2 separate regions of the Homo sapiens genome follow, and region 1 is linked to region 2. Evidence: chromatin loops called from intact Hi-C (ENCODE). Cell type or tissue: Caco-2. All regions are shown on one strand. Links, peaks and the distances in the headings refer to the core of each region. The heading gives the core; the rest is flanking DNA. Region 1 has its middle 5.8 kb from the start of IFNL3. Region 2 overlaps LRFN1 (leucine rich repeat and fibronectin type III domain containing 1).

Region 1 (8,158 bases), core at 1,021-6,020, 57 kb after region 2:
ATGGCCACGGCACTAAGGCCACACACTGGCCATTCTACCATGGAATTCGAGACCTGGACATTGAGACAGGAAGGCAGGGCACAATGGCTGAAACATCAAGGCTCCCAAGGCCGCAGCTCTGAACAAGATCTTGTTTCTTGGAAAAGTCACTTATTTGCTGATGGTTCCTGCCTTCTGCTAGGACAGGCTTGGGCTGTGTGGCCACACTGTCGGCTGACTTAGCCTCCTGCTCACCTGATAAGGCATCTCAGGGGTGTGGTCTGGGCGTGGCTGGTCTTTGAATGATGTTACGCCCGACCTTCGACCTTTCCTTCCCGGTCCTGCCTCTGGACTCACCCCTGTGGGGCCCAATTTCAAGACAGACTCTCATCCTCACCAAAGCTTAGGCCCACATCTCCCAGGCTGCTTACGAGACAGAATGGAAATGGAGGCTGCCCTTGACAGCTGCCCCGGCTCTGGTCGCCACATGATCCGCTGTGGTTAAACCCTTCCAGACCAGCCAGGTGATGATGGTCCGTGACCCACCAGGAAAGCAGGCTGATGGGGCAGACCCCTGGCCTCTTGTCCAAGAGGGGAGAAACCTAAACCCTGTTTCACAACCTGCGCAGAAGTAGCTTGGGTCACTCGGGCTTAGGAAAGCGGCTGTTGCTTCATTACTTTACCCAGCATGGGGCTGGGGGCCTGCAGTTCACCTGCAGAGAGCTCCCCAAGATATGACTGTGTGTCTTACTGTACATGCTCGGAGGTCTTCCCACAGGTGAAGGTGGGCGATGCTGAAATCACCCCCCCACCCATCTTAAGCATCTTAAGTAATTACCTTCTGGAGTAATCAGGCGGAAATCAATAAACAAATGAAACGTGCAAAAAAAAAAAAAAAAAAAAGAATGCAAAGAGTTACTGTGTACCCTTTACCCAGTTTCCCCCAATGGTAACATCTTGCGAAAACCATGGTATTATATCACATAGAGAATATTGACATTGTGTATTAGTCCATTCTTATACTGCTATGAAGATGCTACCTGAGACTGGGTAATTTATAAAGGAAAGAGGTTTAATTGACTCGCAGTTCTGCATGGTTGGGGAGGCCTCAGGAAATTTACAATTATGATGGAAGGGAAAGCAGGCACCTCTTACATGGTGGCAGGAGAGAGAGACAGTGAAAGAAGGAGGAACTTCCAAATACTTAAAACACCATCAGATCTCGTGAGAACTCACTCACTATCACAAGGACAGCATGGGGGAACCACCCCCATGATCAGATCCAATCACTTCCCACCAGGTCTGTCCCTCAACACCTGGGGATTACAATTCAAGATGAGATTTAGGTGGGCACCCAAAGCCTAACCATATCACATTGATACAGACAAGATACAAAACACTCCATACCACAAGATCCCTTGTGTTGCCCTTTCAGTAGCCACGTCCACTCCTCTCCCATCCGACCCCTTCCTTAACCTCTGTCAACCACTAATCTGCTCTCCATTTCTATAATTTTGTCATCTCAAGAATGTTGGAATGGAAACATACCAGCCTGGCCAACAAAGTGAGACTGCATCTCTGGGGAAAAAAAGAAAAGTTAGCTGGGCCTGGTGGCACGTGCCTACTACAGGTAGCTGGCGCCCCAGCTACTTGTGAGGCTGGGGTGGGAGGATGGCTTGAGCCTGGGTGATGGAGGCTGCAGTGAGTGGCGATTGTGCCACTACTATGCTCCAGCTTGGGCTACAGACTGAGACCATGTCCAAAAAAACAAAAACAAAAAGCAACCTCTGCTCTGCAAAAGACACTGTTGAGGAAATGAAAAACCTGCCACCCTACCAATCAGGGGTTGGTTATTAAATGATCCTGCTGGAATGGAAGCTCTAATAGTGGTGTGGGGGTGGGGGATGTCTTCCGTTTGCCCCTCCTTATCTACTGTCCCTGCTTCTCCAACCTACTCTGGGCCCCAGGTAGAGGGGAGAGGAGGTCAGGTGTTTTTTCCCCAGGGCTCCTCCCTGTGCTGGGCCACCACAATTCATCTGTTTCCTCCACAAATCTAAGTGACTCTCTCCTCCCCAAGTCAGGCAACCACATGCACACCCTCAACCCTCTCCCCTTCCTTTAGGCCTGTGGATGAGGCCCCTCACCCATGCTGGCCCCAGGAGCTTGCACTAGCTCTTGTCATTTGCCTTTACTATCCAATCGCTTTATAAAGGCTTCTGGTATCAACCCCACCTCAAATTATCCTAAATTGACGGGCCATCTGTTTCCTGCTGGGCCCTAACTGATACGCTATAATTAAAGATGTGGGAGAATGCAAATGAGAGATAATGGTAAGACATAAAAAGCCAGCTACCAAACTGTATACAGCATGGTTCCAATTTGGGTGAAATTGCTCACAGAAAGGAAAACAAAAGGAGGAACAGTGACAAATTGTTAAAAAATATTTACCTCCAGGAGGTGAAATACAAGACTTACTTTAACTCTCCATGTTGTATGTTTTTGTATGGATGGAATCTTTTACAAGGAACAAGTGTTACTTTGGTAGTCAGAAAACATATGCACAAATAAACACATGGAAAATTCCTATGTATTGGGACGATTTGTTCCAGAAGTGGGATGAGGGATGAGAGGAGGATGGTGAAGTTATAGGTGATGTTTTTTTTCTTTTATGTTTTTGTGTATTTTTCAAGCTTTATCCACTGAACATGCATGGCTAATTTTATCAGAAAAAGAAGTAGATTTTATGTTTAAACAAAAAGAGATTGATTGAGACAGACAGAGCGACCTGGGGCAGGATGCTTGTTGGAAAAATGAATAAGAAAGATGGAGTCACGCCAGAGACAGAGACAGGAACAGAGAGAGAGAGAGAAAGAGAAAGCAAGACACAGGAGGAGACGCTGAAAAAGATAAGGGCAGTTATGGCATAGAGAACAAGCTTTGAAACTGCAGAGTGTGTGGGTTCAAACCCCACCTCTGCCATTTATTAGCTGTGTATCTTGGAACAGTTCCTTTACTTTCCTGGGCCTCAGTTTTCCATCTGTAAAATAAGGTAATAGAACCTCCCTTTTGTGTCTTTTTTTTTTTTTGAGACGGAGTTTCACTTTTGTTGCCCAGGCTGGAGTGCAATGGCGTGATCTCGGCTCACTGCAACCTCCGCCTCCCGGGTTCAAGTGATTCTCCTGCCTCAGCCTCCCGAATAGCTGGGATTAAAGGCATGCACTACCATGCCTGGCTAATTTTGTATTTTTAGTAGAGATGGGGTTTCTCCATGTTGGTCAGGCTGCTCTCGAACTCCTGACCTCAGGTGATCTGCCCACCTCGGCCTCCCAAAGTGCTGGGATTACAGGCATGAGCGACTGTGCCTGGTTTGTGTCTTTTTTTTTTTTTTTTTTTTTGAGACAGTCTCTCACTCTGTCGCCCAGGCTGGAGTGCCGTGGCACAATCACAGCTCACTGCAGCCTCAACCTCCCAGACTCAAGGGATCCTTTCATCTCAGCCCCATGAGTAGCTGGGACTACAGGTGTGTGCCACTGTCAGAGGCATTTGAACCAGAGCGACTCCATCTTGAGTGAGGGCTAGGAAAAAGGAGGCTGGGACCTGCTGAGCTGCATTTCCAGGAAGTTAGGCATTCCTAGCCTCTAGATGTTTACTGTTAATGGAACAGATTGATAACATTTACTAAAGAGACTCAGGCTCAGGAATGTCCTGAAATCTCGGTATCTTGAGAACAGAAGCATTCTTCATCAGAAGCATTCCTCGTTTTGCTTTAAAGATAGTAATATCGGTTTTTGCAAAATATGATAATTAAGAAATTTAATCCTTTGTCACAAACCCTGGTAGCAGAGCACATCTCCCCATGATATTTTTTGTTATAAACAAGCATTGTACCTAGGGTGGGCCCATTCCTCCTCTTATTTTCAGGAACACCCTACTCTGTCTATGGAGTAGCTATTCCTTCGCCACTTTGCTTATTTTTTTCTCGCTCTGTCACCCAGGCTGGAGTGCAGTGGCGCAACCTTGGCTCACTGCAATTCTCCTGCCTCAGCCTTCCAAGTAGCTGGAACTACAGGTGTGCACCACCACACCCGGCTAATTTTTTTGTATTTCTAGTAGAGACAGGGTTTTGCCATGTTGGTCAGGCTGGTATTGAACTCCTGACCTCAAGTGATCCACCTGCCTCGGCCTCCCAAAGTGCTGGGATTACAGGTGTGAGCCACTGCACCCAGCCACCACTTTACTTTTTAAAATAAACTTGCTTTTGCTTTGCACTGTGGACTCGCCCCAAATTCTTTCTTGCACAAGATCTAAGAACCCTCTCTTGGGGTCTGGATCAGGATGCTTTTCCAGTAACACCACCATGCCCAGCTAATTTTTAAATCCCTTACTTTTTGTAGAGACAGGGTCTCACTATATTGCCCAGGCTGGTCTCGAACTCCTGGGCTCAAACAATCCTCCCTCCTCAGCCTCCCAACATGCTGGGATTACAGGCCTGAGCCACTGTACCCGGGCTTGTGTCATTTTTGACAATGAAATTGTCACCTGTAAATGCAGTTCTTTCCCTACTCTGCATTGGTTGCAAAGAAAGAACACCCAATTGGAAACAAAAAGGCAAGCAGGTTTTATTCCTAGCTAGGATGGGGAAGGAGAGAACTCTTGCTCTAAAGACACCTTATTGCTGGGCGAGCTCATGCCTGTAATCCCAGCACTTTGGGAGGCCAAGGCGGGCGGATCACCTGAAGTCAGGAGTTTGAGGCCAGCTTGGCCAACATGGTGAAACCCCATCTCTACTAAAACTACAAAAAACTAGCCAGGCATGGTGGCATGTGCCTGTAATCCCAGCTACTCAGGAGGCTGAGACAGGAGAATTGCTTGAACCCGGGAGGTGGAGGTTGCAGTGAGCCGAGATCACGCCACTGCACTCCAGCTTGGGCAACAAGGGTGAAACTCCATCTCAAAAAAAACAAAAAACAAAAAACACCTTATCGCCCAGCTGTGGGGAGCTGGGAAATTTTAAGGAGTTAGCTGTGGGGTGGGGAGGTATGTAAGCATGCGCAGAGAGCAACTCCAGACGCAGGTGCAGATCATAAGCATGCCTCTTCATATGATGTATGTTCAGCAAATGGTGAGCGTATTTTCCTCCATGGGTAGGGAGTTTACCATGATAATTATATATTAATGATCTAAAGGTAACCGTGGGTCACTGTGTCTGGTTTGCACTTGTTTTGCCCCAGCCTTTTCTTCCTCCAGTAATAAGCAAAGGAAGCGTCCTGAAGCTCGTGTGGCCTTTCGGGCATCTGCAGTTCTTTTAATCAATGCACCCATAGATAAAGAGACTAGAAAAAAACGGTTTAAGAAAATAATGAGGCCAGGTGCAATGGATCATGCCTGTAATCCAAGAATTTTGGGAGGCTGAGGCGGGCAGATGTCTTGAGCTCAGGCGTTAGAGACCAACCTGGGCAACATGGCGAAACCAGGTTGCTACAAAAAATGGTGGTGGCACCCACCGGTAGTCCCAGCTACTATGGAGAATGAGGTGGGAGGATTGCTTGAGCCTGGGAGGTTGAGTCTGAAGTGAGCTGTGACTGCACCACTACTACAGGCTGGGCAACAAAGCAAGACTCTGTCTCTGAAATAAAATAAAATAAAATAAAATAAATTAAGCGTTCTCTTTCTCAGCTACACCTCCAGGGCTGCCCTGGTACAAAAATGAGATGATATGTCTGTGTCAATTACATAGAAGAGAGCCTGATGCACAGTCAACACTACACAAGGGCTGGTTGTGATTGCAGAACGAAGATAAAGACAACCAGGGTGAAGCAAAGAAAGAGGAAACAGACAGTAGAAACAGGGACAGAGACAATTTGGAAACCGAGTGTTGGAGGGCAGCCATCCCGGGCACAGGCCAACCTCGGGTTGAAGTCCTCACACCCGACTGGGATCCCAGAGGCCTGGGGCCAGCTCTGATGTTGGGAAAGCTTGCCCTGGACGGGAAAGCCCGGCTGCAAACCCCATTCTCAGCCCTGCGCATAAAAGCCAGCATGGACCGTCGAGGCACTGTTGCCCAGGTGGAGACGGCTCTGGACGCCTCCCAGGGGACAGTGGACGGCAGCACCTGCTGCAGCACGAGGCACAGAGGGTGCACTGCAGACAGGAGTGAGGGCAGAGGCCAAGGCGAGGAGGGGGCCGGCTCCCACTCTCTCTCCCACTGTGTGTGCTGTGCCTTCACGCTCCGAGCATTGCCTTCCCTGGGATCCTAACCCAAGGCGGGGGGCTGGACGCGCTGGACCCTCTCTTTGGCTTCCCTGACGTCTCTCGCCTGCTGCAGAAGCAGAGATGCGGCCGAGTGTCTGGGCCGCAGTGGCCGCGGGGCTGTGGGTCCTGTGCACGGTGATCGCAGAAGGCCCCCCGGCGCTGCCTGCTCTCGCACTACCGCTCGCTGGAGCCCCGGACGCTGGCGGCTGCCAAGGCGCTGAGGGACCGCTACGTAAGTCACCGCCCAGCCCCTGTGCCCCCTGGGACCCTGGCCCCACCGGGTTCCCATACACCCGTTCCTGTCCCAAGGGGTCCTGCGTCCTAGCGCCCAGCAGGCGCCTCTCCTATGTCAGCGCCCACAATTCCCACCACGAGACCCCCGCAGTCCCCGTCGTCAGCGCGAACGCAGGCTCAGGGTCAATCACAGAAGGGAGCCCTGCCGGGAGGACTCGGCTCCAGGTCGGGGCGAGGGGCTTTGCTGGGGGAGCGCGGAGTGCAATTCAACCCTGGTTCGCGCCTTCGGGGAGCTCCCTGGTTCAGTACACGACAGGCACGACCGTGCGCTGCCAGTACCCATCCACGTCCAGGAATCCCAGACTGTGCAGAGGTTAGGGGCCCTGGCGAGGGGGCCTAGCCGTATGCGATAAGCGCCGCTTGTCCCGCAGGAGGAAGAGGCGCTGAGCTGGGGGCAGCGCAACTGCTCCTTCCGCCCCAGGAGGGATCCTCCGCGGCCATCGGTGAGGCCCGGGAGTGGGCGGGAGAGGCATGGCCCGGGCGCGGCCCGCTCTAACGCCCTCTCGTCCCCGCAGTCCTGCGCTCGGCTCCGCCACGTGGCCCGGGGCATCGCGGACGCCCAGGCAGTGCTCAGCGGCCTGCACCGCTCGGAGCTGCTCCCCGGCGCCGGCCCGATCCTGGAGCTGCTGGCGGCCGCGGGGAGGGATGTGGCGGCCTGCGTGAGTGACGGCCGCGCCCCGCCGCCCCTCTCCCCCGCCAGCTTCTCTGCATCCTCAGGCCCACGGCGAGCCCCAGCGCTTTGCCAATCTGTCCTGCTTAGCGGAAAAACCCATCCAGACCGGAGTCGGGTCCTCTGGGTGTCCTGAAATCCGGGCTCGAGTCTGCGGCTGGGAGGGCCACGGGCAGATGCAGAGAGGGGCTTCGTCCTTCGCCTTTTCCATTTGCCTCATGTCCCACCTCCAGCTTGAGCTGGCACGGCCAGGCTCCTCCAGGAAGGTCCCCGGGGCCCAGAAGAGGCGTCACAAACCCCGGAGAGCGGTGAGTGCAACAGGCAATACAGGGTTAGCCCGCAGGGAGGACCAGGCGAGGCTGACAAGGACGGGACTGAGGCTGCGAGCAGCGGGACTGGAGGGGGATTCCGGGGGCGGGGGGAAGAGCCTGGCTTAGCCCCGCTGCCCTCCCTCCCTGGCTCCAGGACTCGCCTCGGTGCCGCAAAGCCAGCGTGGTCTTCAACCTCCTGCGCCTGCTCACGTGGGAGCTCCGGCTGGCTGCACACTCTGGGCCTTGCCTCTGACCCCGCCCCCTCTGGCAGCACGGAAACCTCCACGCCATTGGCTGCCGAAAGCAGCTCCTGTCGTCCATTGGGCTGGCCGGGCGAGGCTCTCAGTCAATGGGTGCTGAGGCACGAAAACTTCTTCGCAGCCTTGGGCCTGACTTGGATCCACTGTCTCAGATATAAGAGGAGCGGGTCCTTCTACAGGGAAGAGACCACAGTTCTCCAGGAAGCCACGATATTTCCTCGGGGTGCATTGTACGACCCTCCAACGGTTGCTGTGGCAGGAAAAAACTTGAGCTCTGGAAACCGTGGCTGACCCCAGGCAACAGGGACCAGTTCCTCCTTGTGTGGTTACCAGGACACCCCCAACACCAGGTCCTAACCCCGGATTTGTAGCCCCACAGCCAGCTTTGAGAT
Region 2 (8,158 bases), core at 1,481-6,480:
AGTTCAAGACCAGCCTGGCCAACATGGTGAAACCCTGTCTCTACGGAAAATACAAAAATTAGGCAGATGTGGTGGCACGTGCCTGTAATCCCAGCTACTCAGGAGGCTGAGGCAGGAGAATCGCTTGAACCTGGGAGGCGGAGGTTGCAGTGAGCGGAGATTGCGCCATTGGGTGACAGAGCGAGACTCCCTCTGGAAAAAAAAAAAAAAAAAAAAAAAGCCTCCCTTTTCTTTTGTCTCTGTCTTCCTCATTTCCCTCTCTTTTTGATTCTGGTCCCAAACACTGAGTAGATGCCTACTGTGTGCCCATCTTGTGTTGGGCCCTGGGCCTACTGAGATAGGTTAGATCCTGGCCCAGCCTTACAAACATGAGGACAAACAAATGAACAAAACACAAACCTTCACAACGAACTTCCAAGCTTGATCTTCCCAGCTCCGCTATGAAGGCGTGATGACCCCCTCTCCATTTCAAAGACAGAAAAACTGAGGTTCAGTGGGGGATGTCACTTGCCCAAGGTCACACAGAAAGTAGCAAAGCTGTCCTTTATACACTGACACACATTTGTTGGGCACCCACTGCTTGGAAGGGAGATGGATAATATATTTCTGTAAATAATTCTGAGCTTCTGTGACTCTCCACTTCTCTGTCCCTCTCTTTCCTTTGCTCTGAGCCATGGCCACCACATGGTGGGGTGGGGGAGGTTCACAAGCCCCCAGACCCTGCATGGATGCAGATGTTGATGGCCCCCTGTCCCCAGCTGGGCAACAGACCCTGGGACTCTTCTCTTCCCTGTAGGGCCCCAGTTCCAGTTCTCCAACCCCCATTGCAGATTCCTATGCTATGGTGCCGCAGGGGTTAACTTCCTCACGCTGTCATGGGCGGAGGTGGCAGCCAACCAGAAGCCTGCTTAGCTGCTTGCTTTAATTCTGCAGCCAATTAGAGACACTTGGGCTGAAGCTTTCTTAAGGAGCCAGCCTCTGTCCTTGAAAAGGGGTGGGGGAAGCCCCTAGCAACTGGCTATTTAGGGGAAGGAGCAAGTGGAATCCAGGGCTCTGGAGAGGAGAGATGAAGAGAGGAGGAGGAAGGCTTAAAGCCAGGGCAGCCGAGGGTGGCTGGGGTGGGTGGCAGTGGTCTTTGAAATGGCAGTCAGGGGTGGGTAGAGTGGAGTTGGAGAAGTGGGTGGACCTTTATGAAGGGGCGGGGCCCTGATTGGAAGTCTTTTGGTGGGAGGGTGGCTCTTGGTAGTGGGAGAACCTCCTGGAGGTGGGATGACAGAGGTGGAGCTTCAGGGCCAGAAGGTGGCTCTGCTGGAGGGGAAGCGGAAGCATCGGAGAGATAAGCAGGCCTTCGGAGGTGGGGATGTGGCCTGTCAGAGGGGGTGGAGCTTGTTCTGCATGGTCCCACGAAGAGGAAGGGGCAGTCCTTGTCTCCCGGGACCCACCAAGAGTCTTTGCTGGAGAAGAGAGCTTGTGAGGTTGCATCCTGGCCATGCCAATCAATGTGGAACGGGCAGTCCAGGTTTAGCTGAGGCTGGACATGGCCCACAGTGTGGAAACGATGTGCTCAACAGAAGAGGGCCAAGGCCTAGCAGGAATGGCCCTCCAGAGGGGTAGATCTTATAGATGGGAGGAATGCAATGGGCTGGATAGTGTGAGCCACAGCAAGGGTTACTGGCCAACACGAGGTGTGATGCAAGCTAATGATGATATCATTAAGTGCCAGGTCCTGGCTGTGTTAACTCATTCATTCCTCACACCATCTCTATGATGTAGGAATTATTATCATCCCCATTTGGGGAAAATGAGACACAGGGAGGTTAAGAAACTTGGCGAAGTTCGCCGGGCGTGGTGGTTCATGACTGTAATCCCAGCACTTTGGGAGATCGAGGCGGATGGATCACCTGAGGTCAGAAGTTTGAGACCAGCTTGGCCAACGTGGCGAAACCCCATCTCTACTAAAAATACAAAAATTAGCCAGGTGTGGTGGTGGGTGCCTGTAATCTCAGCTGTCCGGGAGGCTGAGGCAGGAGAATCACTTGAACCCGGAAGGCAGAGATTGCAGTGAGCCGAGATCGCGTCATTGTACTCCAGCCTGGGTGACACAGCGAGAGTCTGTCTCAAACAAAACAAAATGAAACAAAAGAGAAACTTGCCTGAGGTCACAGAGCAAGCAAGTGGCAGAGGAGAGACTCAAACCCGGGCAATCTGGCCCCCAGCCTTTGTCATCTTAACCACTTCTCTACACTAGTCTTCATTCGAGGGGAGGGGCCTACAGCAAGAAAGGAATATGGTGTGTGCTTGGCTACGTTTGACCCCTTTACGGAAGAAACTTACCTGGTAGCGTGATTTGGTGACTTCTGGTGGCACATGAACATATGAGGTGGTTGCCTTTAATATCTGGACAAGGAGCAGGGCCTGTAGTCTGGATGTGGCCTATACACAGTAGGGGAACCATCCTTAGTGGGCCATTGTGGGGTGTGCCTGGAAGCCACATTTCATTTGGTTGGGGAATGGCCTGTAGCAATGTCAGGGAACATGTAGTTAAGGGACTTGGAAACTGTTCCAGGACATAGACAAAGCTAGATGGTTTTTTTTTTTTTTTTTTTTTTTTTTTTTGGTTTGTTTGTTTTTTGAGACAGAGTCTCGGTCTTGCGGTCTTGTAGCCCAAGCTAGAGTGCAATGATGTGGTCTCGGCTCACTGCAACCTCCACCTCCCGGGTTCAAGCGATTTTCCTGCCTCAGCCTCCCGAGTAGCTAGGATTACAGGTGCCTGCCACCACGCCTGGCTAATTTTTGTATTTTTAATAGAGACAGGGTTACCATGTTGGCCAGGCCAGTCTTGAACTCCTAACCTCAGGTGATCCACCCTTCTTAGCCTTCCAAAGTGTTGGGATTACAGGCGTGAGCCACTGCAGCCGGCCAAAGCTAGATGTTTTACCCAAAGGTGCTGCATGCAGATAAGGGGGAGCGACCTGCATCATGGTTTTCCCTGAAAGGCAGGAATATGTATAAAAGAGGAACTAGAAGAGCATCCATTGTTCCAGTAGGAATATGACAGGCGCTGTGAGCTGACCTTAGTGTCCACCTGAGTGGGGGATGGGGCATGCAGAAAAGGGGAGGTGGCCAGTAGCGTTGGCCCAGTTTTGGGGTAGAAATGCCTAGATGAAGGACCTTGAATGGCAGTTGTCCTAGCAAGAGTGAGACATAGCTAGGGAGCATGTCCCTTGAGGGCAGGGCTTAAAAGCCATAGCACTTCTCCCCTGCAGGGGCCGGGATATGCAGAGGAGGTAATACGAATGATAGATATATTGTCCCAGTGGGTGATGGGACACAGCCAGGAGGTGGGTCTGAGGGCGGGGCATACAGATGAGGGGTGTGAAAGGGTGGGAATATGTTGATGGAGGCGGGGCTTGAATTGCTGCTGTTGTCTCAGTAGCGGCTGAGACTTCGATAGCAGGGTTTAGTCCCCACTGTTCACCATGGGCGGGGCATAAAGCGAAGGGGCGTGGTTCGGGGGGACTAACCCCGCCCTGAACCCGCCCCCTCCTACAGGATGATCCCGTCCACCAGTCAGACCTTCCTGGTGAATGACCTGGCGGCGGGCCGTGCCTACGACTTGTGCGTGCTGGCGGTCTACGACGACGGGGCCACAGCGCTGCCGGCAACGCGAGTGGTGGGCTGTGTACAGTTCACCACCGCTGGGGATCCGGCGCCCTGCCGCCCGCTGAGGGCCCATTTCTTGGGCGGCACCATGATCATCGCCATCGGGGGCGTCATCGTCGCCTCGGTCCTCGTCTTCATCGTTCTGCTCATGATCCGCTATAAGGTGTATGGCGACGGGGACAGCCGCCGCGTCAAGGGCTCCAGGTCGCTCCCGCGGGTCAGCCACGTGTGCTCGCAGACCAACGGCGCAGGCACAGGCGCGGCACAGGCCCCGGCCCTGCCGGCCCAGGACCACTACGAGGCGCTGCGCGAGGTGGAGTCCCAGGCTGCCCCCGCCGTCGCCGTCGAGGCCAAGGCCATGGAGGCCGAGACGGCATCCGCGGAGCCGGAGGTGGTCCTTGGACGTTCTCTGGGCGGCTCGGCCACCTCGCTGTGCCTGCTGCCATCCGAGGAAACTTCCGGGGAGGAGTCTCGGGCCGCGGTGGGCCCTCGAAGGAGCCGATCCGGCGCCCTGGAGCCACCAACCTCGGCGCCCCCTACTCTAGCTCTAGTTCCTGGGGGAGCCGCGGCCCGGCCGAGGCCGCAGCAGCGCTATTCGTTCGACGGGGACTACGGGGCACTATTCCAGAGCCACAGTTACCCGCGCCGCGCCCGGCGGACAAAGCGCCACCGGTCCACGCCGCACCTGGACGGGGCTGGAGGGGGCGCGGCCGGGGAGGATGGAGACCTGGGGCTGGGCTCCGCCAGGGCGTGCCTGGCTTTCACCAGCACCGAGTGGATGCTGGAGAGTACCGTGTGAGCGGCGGGCGGGCGCCGGGACGCCTGGGTGCCGCAGACCAAACGCCCAGCCGCACGGACGCTGGGGCGGGACTGGGAGAAAGCGCAGCGCCAAGACATTGGACCAGAGTGGAGACGCGCCCTTGTCCCCGGGAGGGGGCGGGGCAGCCTCGGGCTGCGGCTCGAGGCCACGCCCCCGTGCCCAGGGCGGGGTTCGGGGACCGGCTGCCGGCCTCCCTTCCCCTATGGACTCCTCGACCCCCCTCCTACCCCTCCCCTCGCGCGCTCGCGGACCTCGCTGGAGCCGGTGCCTTACACAGCGAAGCGCGGGGAGGGGCAGGGCCCCCTGACACTGCAGCACTGAGACACGAGCCCCCTCCCCCAGCCCGTCACCCGGGGCCGGGGCGAGGGGCCCATTTCTTGTATCTGGCTGGACTAGATCCTATTCTGTCCCGCGGCGGCCTCCAAAGCCTCCCACCCCACCCCACGCACATTCCTGGTCCGGTCGGGTCTGGCTTGGGGTCCCCCTTTCTCTGTTTCCCTCGTTTGTCTCTATCCCGCCCTCTTGTCGTCTCTCTGTAGTGCCTGTCTTTCCCTATTTGCCTCTCCTTTCTCTCTGTCCTGTCGTCTCTTGTCCCTCGGCCCTCCCTGGTTTTGTCTAGTCTCCCTGTCTCTCCTGATTTCTTCTCTTTACTCATTCTCCCGGGCAGGTCCCACTGGAAGGACCAGACTCTCCCAAATAAATCCCCACACGAACAAAATCCAAAACCAAATCCCCCTCCCTACCGGAGCCGGGACCCTCCGCCGCAGCAGAATTAAACTTTTTTCTGTGTCTGAGGCCCTGCTGACCTGTGTGTGTGTCTGTATGTGTGTCCGCGTGTAGTGTGTGTGTGTGTGTGTGTGTGTGTGTGTGTGTGTGTGTGTTGGGGGAGGGTGACCTAGATTGCAGCATAAGGACTCTAAGTGAGACTGAAGGAAGATGGGAAGATGACTAACTGGGGCCGGAGGAGACTGGCAGACAGGCTTTTATCCTCTGAGAGACTTAGAGGTGGGGAATAATCACAAAAATAAAATGATCATAATAGCTAACGCTTAGTGAATACTTACTTACTATGTGCCAAGCACTTAAGTCATTTAATTCTCACAACACCAGGACATATCGGTATTATTATCCTGTTTTCCAGATGAGGGAATTTTGGCCCAGAAAAGTTAAATAACTGGCCCAAGGTGGTAAAACTGGGATTTAAAAAGGCAGGCAGGCCAACTTCTGAGTCTCTACTATAGGGGTGAAAAGACAGCTTCCCCTTCACTCTCTGAAATTTCACTGGAATGGGCTGACAATAGATTAACAAGAGAAAAGGAATATGGAGGGTATTTAACATGCACTAGGAAAATCACAGGAAAGTGATTACCCAATAACCCAGTGAGGTTTATATACTTATATACCTTTCTTCACAGGAGGGGAGATGGGGAAAGGAAGGCAATTTTGAGGGGTAATAAATGATTTTGGGGAAAATAAATGGGTCCAGGAGATAGAATTTAGCTTGTAAATGTCTCTGGAATTTGAGACTGACAGACAGATAATTTCTTGTGACAAAGTCCGTCCAGGTGTAGACATTTCTCTGTCTTTTTTTCCTGTTAAAGATAATGAAATGTCAGGGAGAGGACAGAAGGCACTTGTGTTCTTTTTGATCTTTAGGCAGATAAGAAGACATAGGAGGAAAGCCTCTTCCAGCATCTATGGATCTCTAAGTGCCTTTAATTTAAAATAATCAGCATACCAGGGTGCCATATTTTGGGGTGACATTCCCTGAACTCCTTTAATACTCAACTAGAGCACTGTACTGCTGAGCAGTTATTGAATATTCATTCCACCCTCTGAGACCTCACAACTCAGTGGGGTAGGGTAGATCTATCCTTGGTCCCATTTTACAGACAAGAACCTGAACCACAGAGAGATGAAGTCACTTGCCGTAGTCCCTCCATCCCCCCAATGAATAAATAGCGGAGCTGGAAGTTTGATTGTACCCCTACACTATGCTGCCTCTGGGGTCTGTGTCCGGAAGCTGGGGTATGGCCCCCATGAGCTTAGCTGAGCTTGGATATCCACAGCTAGCCTGGTGAGCTCAGGGACAAGACCTCTTGTGTCGCTCTGCCTGGAATCTGAGGGACCCTGGCGGAGGGCATGGAGGATGGTGTGGGGAGAGGAGTTTCTCAGGTGAGGCTGAGGGCTGTGGCTGGGGAAGGAAAGCTGGTTGGGGAGAGGAGAGGGACAGACATCCCAGTCCTTGCAGGGGCCCTGCAGTGATAACACCTTCCTGATCTTGGGGAAGAAGGAGGAAGGCTTCTTGCCAGCCAGGGGCCCCCTGAGGCCAGGGGAGGAGGAGAGAAAGACAGAAATAGAAACGGAGCAGGAGGGAGGGGGATGGATCTAGGCAGACAGGGTGGGAGGCTGCTAGGACAGAGGCACCAGAGAATCACAGGCCAGGAGGCTTCCTCACCCAGGAGCCCAACCACCCTCATTTGTGTCAGTCATGACGACTCCTAGGTACTGAGGGCTTTTCACAAGCCAGGCACAGTGCTCCCAAACCCTCCCTGATGCACGGATAAAGAGCATGCAACCCAGTGCATGGCACATAATGCTTAGGAAATGGAGTTACTCCAATAATAAGTATGACTGCATTTAAAGCCTGCACAGGTATATGCAGTGTGTGCACACAATTTTCAAGATGAGGAAACTGAAGCTCAGAGAGGTTAAGGAGCATCTCCAAGATCACACAGCCAGTTAACAGCAGAGCCATGATTGGAAAGCTGACTGCCTCCAACCTGCACACAGAACCATCAGGAATCTTGTCTCTAATTCACTTGATAAAGCATTATTGAGCATGTATTATGTAACTGGTCCTATGTAGGGGCTATCGCAGTGAACAAAATAGATGAAACAAAACAAGAAAGCCCTGCTCCGTGGTGCCTATATTCTAGAGGGAGGAGAAATAAACAAATAAGCAATTAAATGAGTCCAGGAGGTTGAGGCTGCAATGAGCCCTGATTGCACCACTGCACTCCAGCCTGTGTGGCAGAGTGAGACCCAAAAAACAAGCAAACAAAAACGAGTAAATAATGCATGTCCAGTGGCAAATAAATGTTGTGCCAAGAATGAAAACAGGATGATGGCATAGAGAATGACTTTGAGGCCTACTTTAGGTGGGAGGGTGAAGGATGGTGATGACAGAGCTAAATAAATGCATTGTGAGAAAAGCAGGGAAAAGCATTCCTGGCAAAGGGAACAGCATGTGCAAAGACCCTTAGGAAGTAGTGTGCTTGATGTGTTGGAGGCAGTGTGTCTGGACTGAAGTGGGAAGAGTGAGAGGAGAGTAGGTGGGAGAAGCAAGTGGGTTCTACAGAACCTTGTGAGGTGTGGTCAAGAGTTAACATTTTATTCTTTGGGGCCATGGGAAGCCAATGAAGGGTCTTTACCAGGGGTGGTATGTGGTCTGATTTCTATGGAGACCCCAGCTTTGGGGTGAGGTATGCCTACCTTCAAAACAGAATTGGGGGTGGGTGCAGTGACTGACACGTAATCCCAGCACTTTGGGAGGCCAAGGTGGGAGGATCGCCTGAGGTCAGGAGTTCGAGACCAGGCTCGCCAACATGGTGAAACCCTATCTCTACTAAAAATACAAAAATCAGCTGGGCATGGTGGGTGCCTGTGATTTCA

The links. A loop is a pair of places that touch in the nucleus more often than their neighbours do. Peaks named below come from ENCODE experiments on the same cell type or tissue, not always from the same donor. Only the 100,000 strongest peaks of a DNase experiment are listed, where the experiment ranks them.
Region 1: a loop joins it to region 2, with 4 times the contacts of the local background. A loop is called at or near these places in 2 of 110 quality-filtered maps.

What each region holds. Positions count from the first base shown.
Region 1 is chr19:39,246,734-39,254,891 of GRCh38, reverse strand. It overlaps the pseudogene IFNL4 and the pseudogene MSRB1P1. Among named protein-coding and RNA genes, the nearest start is that of IFNL3, 5.8 kb to the right of the region's middle. In Caco-2, for the core only: no CTCF peak of the experiment used is centred there; no DNase peak of the experiment used is centred there.
Region 2 is chr19:39,303,937-39,312,094 of GRCh38, reverse strand. It overlaps LRFN1 (leucine rich repeat and fibronectin type III domain containing 1), which reads left to right. Exons shown (of 5, transcript NM_020862.2): 5 at 3,553-5,529. The coding sequence ends at 4,462. Among named protein-coding and RNA genes, the nearest start is that of IFNL1, 12 kb to the right of the region's middle. RefSeq lists an enhancer at 3,767-4,268. In Caco-2, for the core only: no CTCF peak of the experiment used is centred there; DNase peaks (open chromatin) are centred at 3,414, 4,654 and 5,344; H3K4me3 peaks cover 1,972 bases.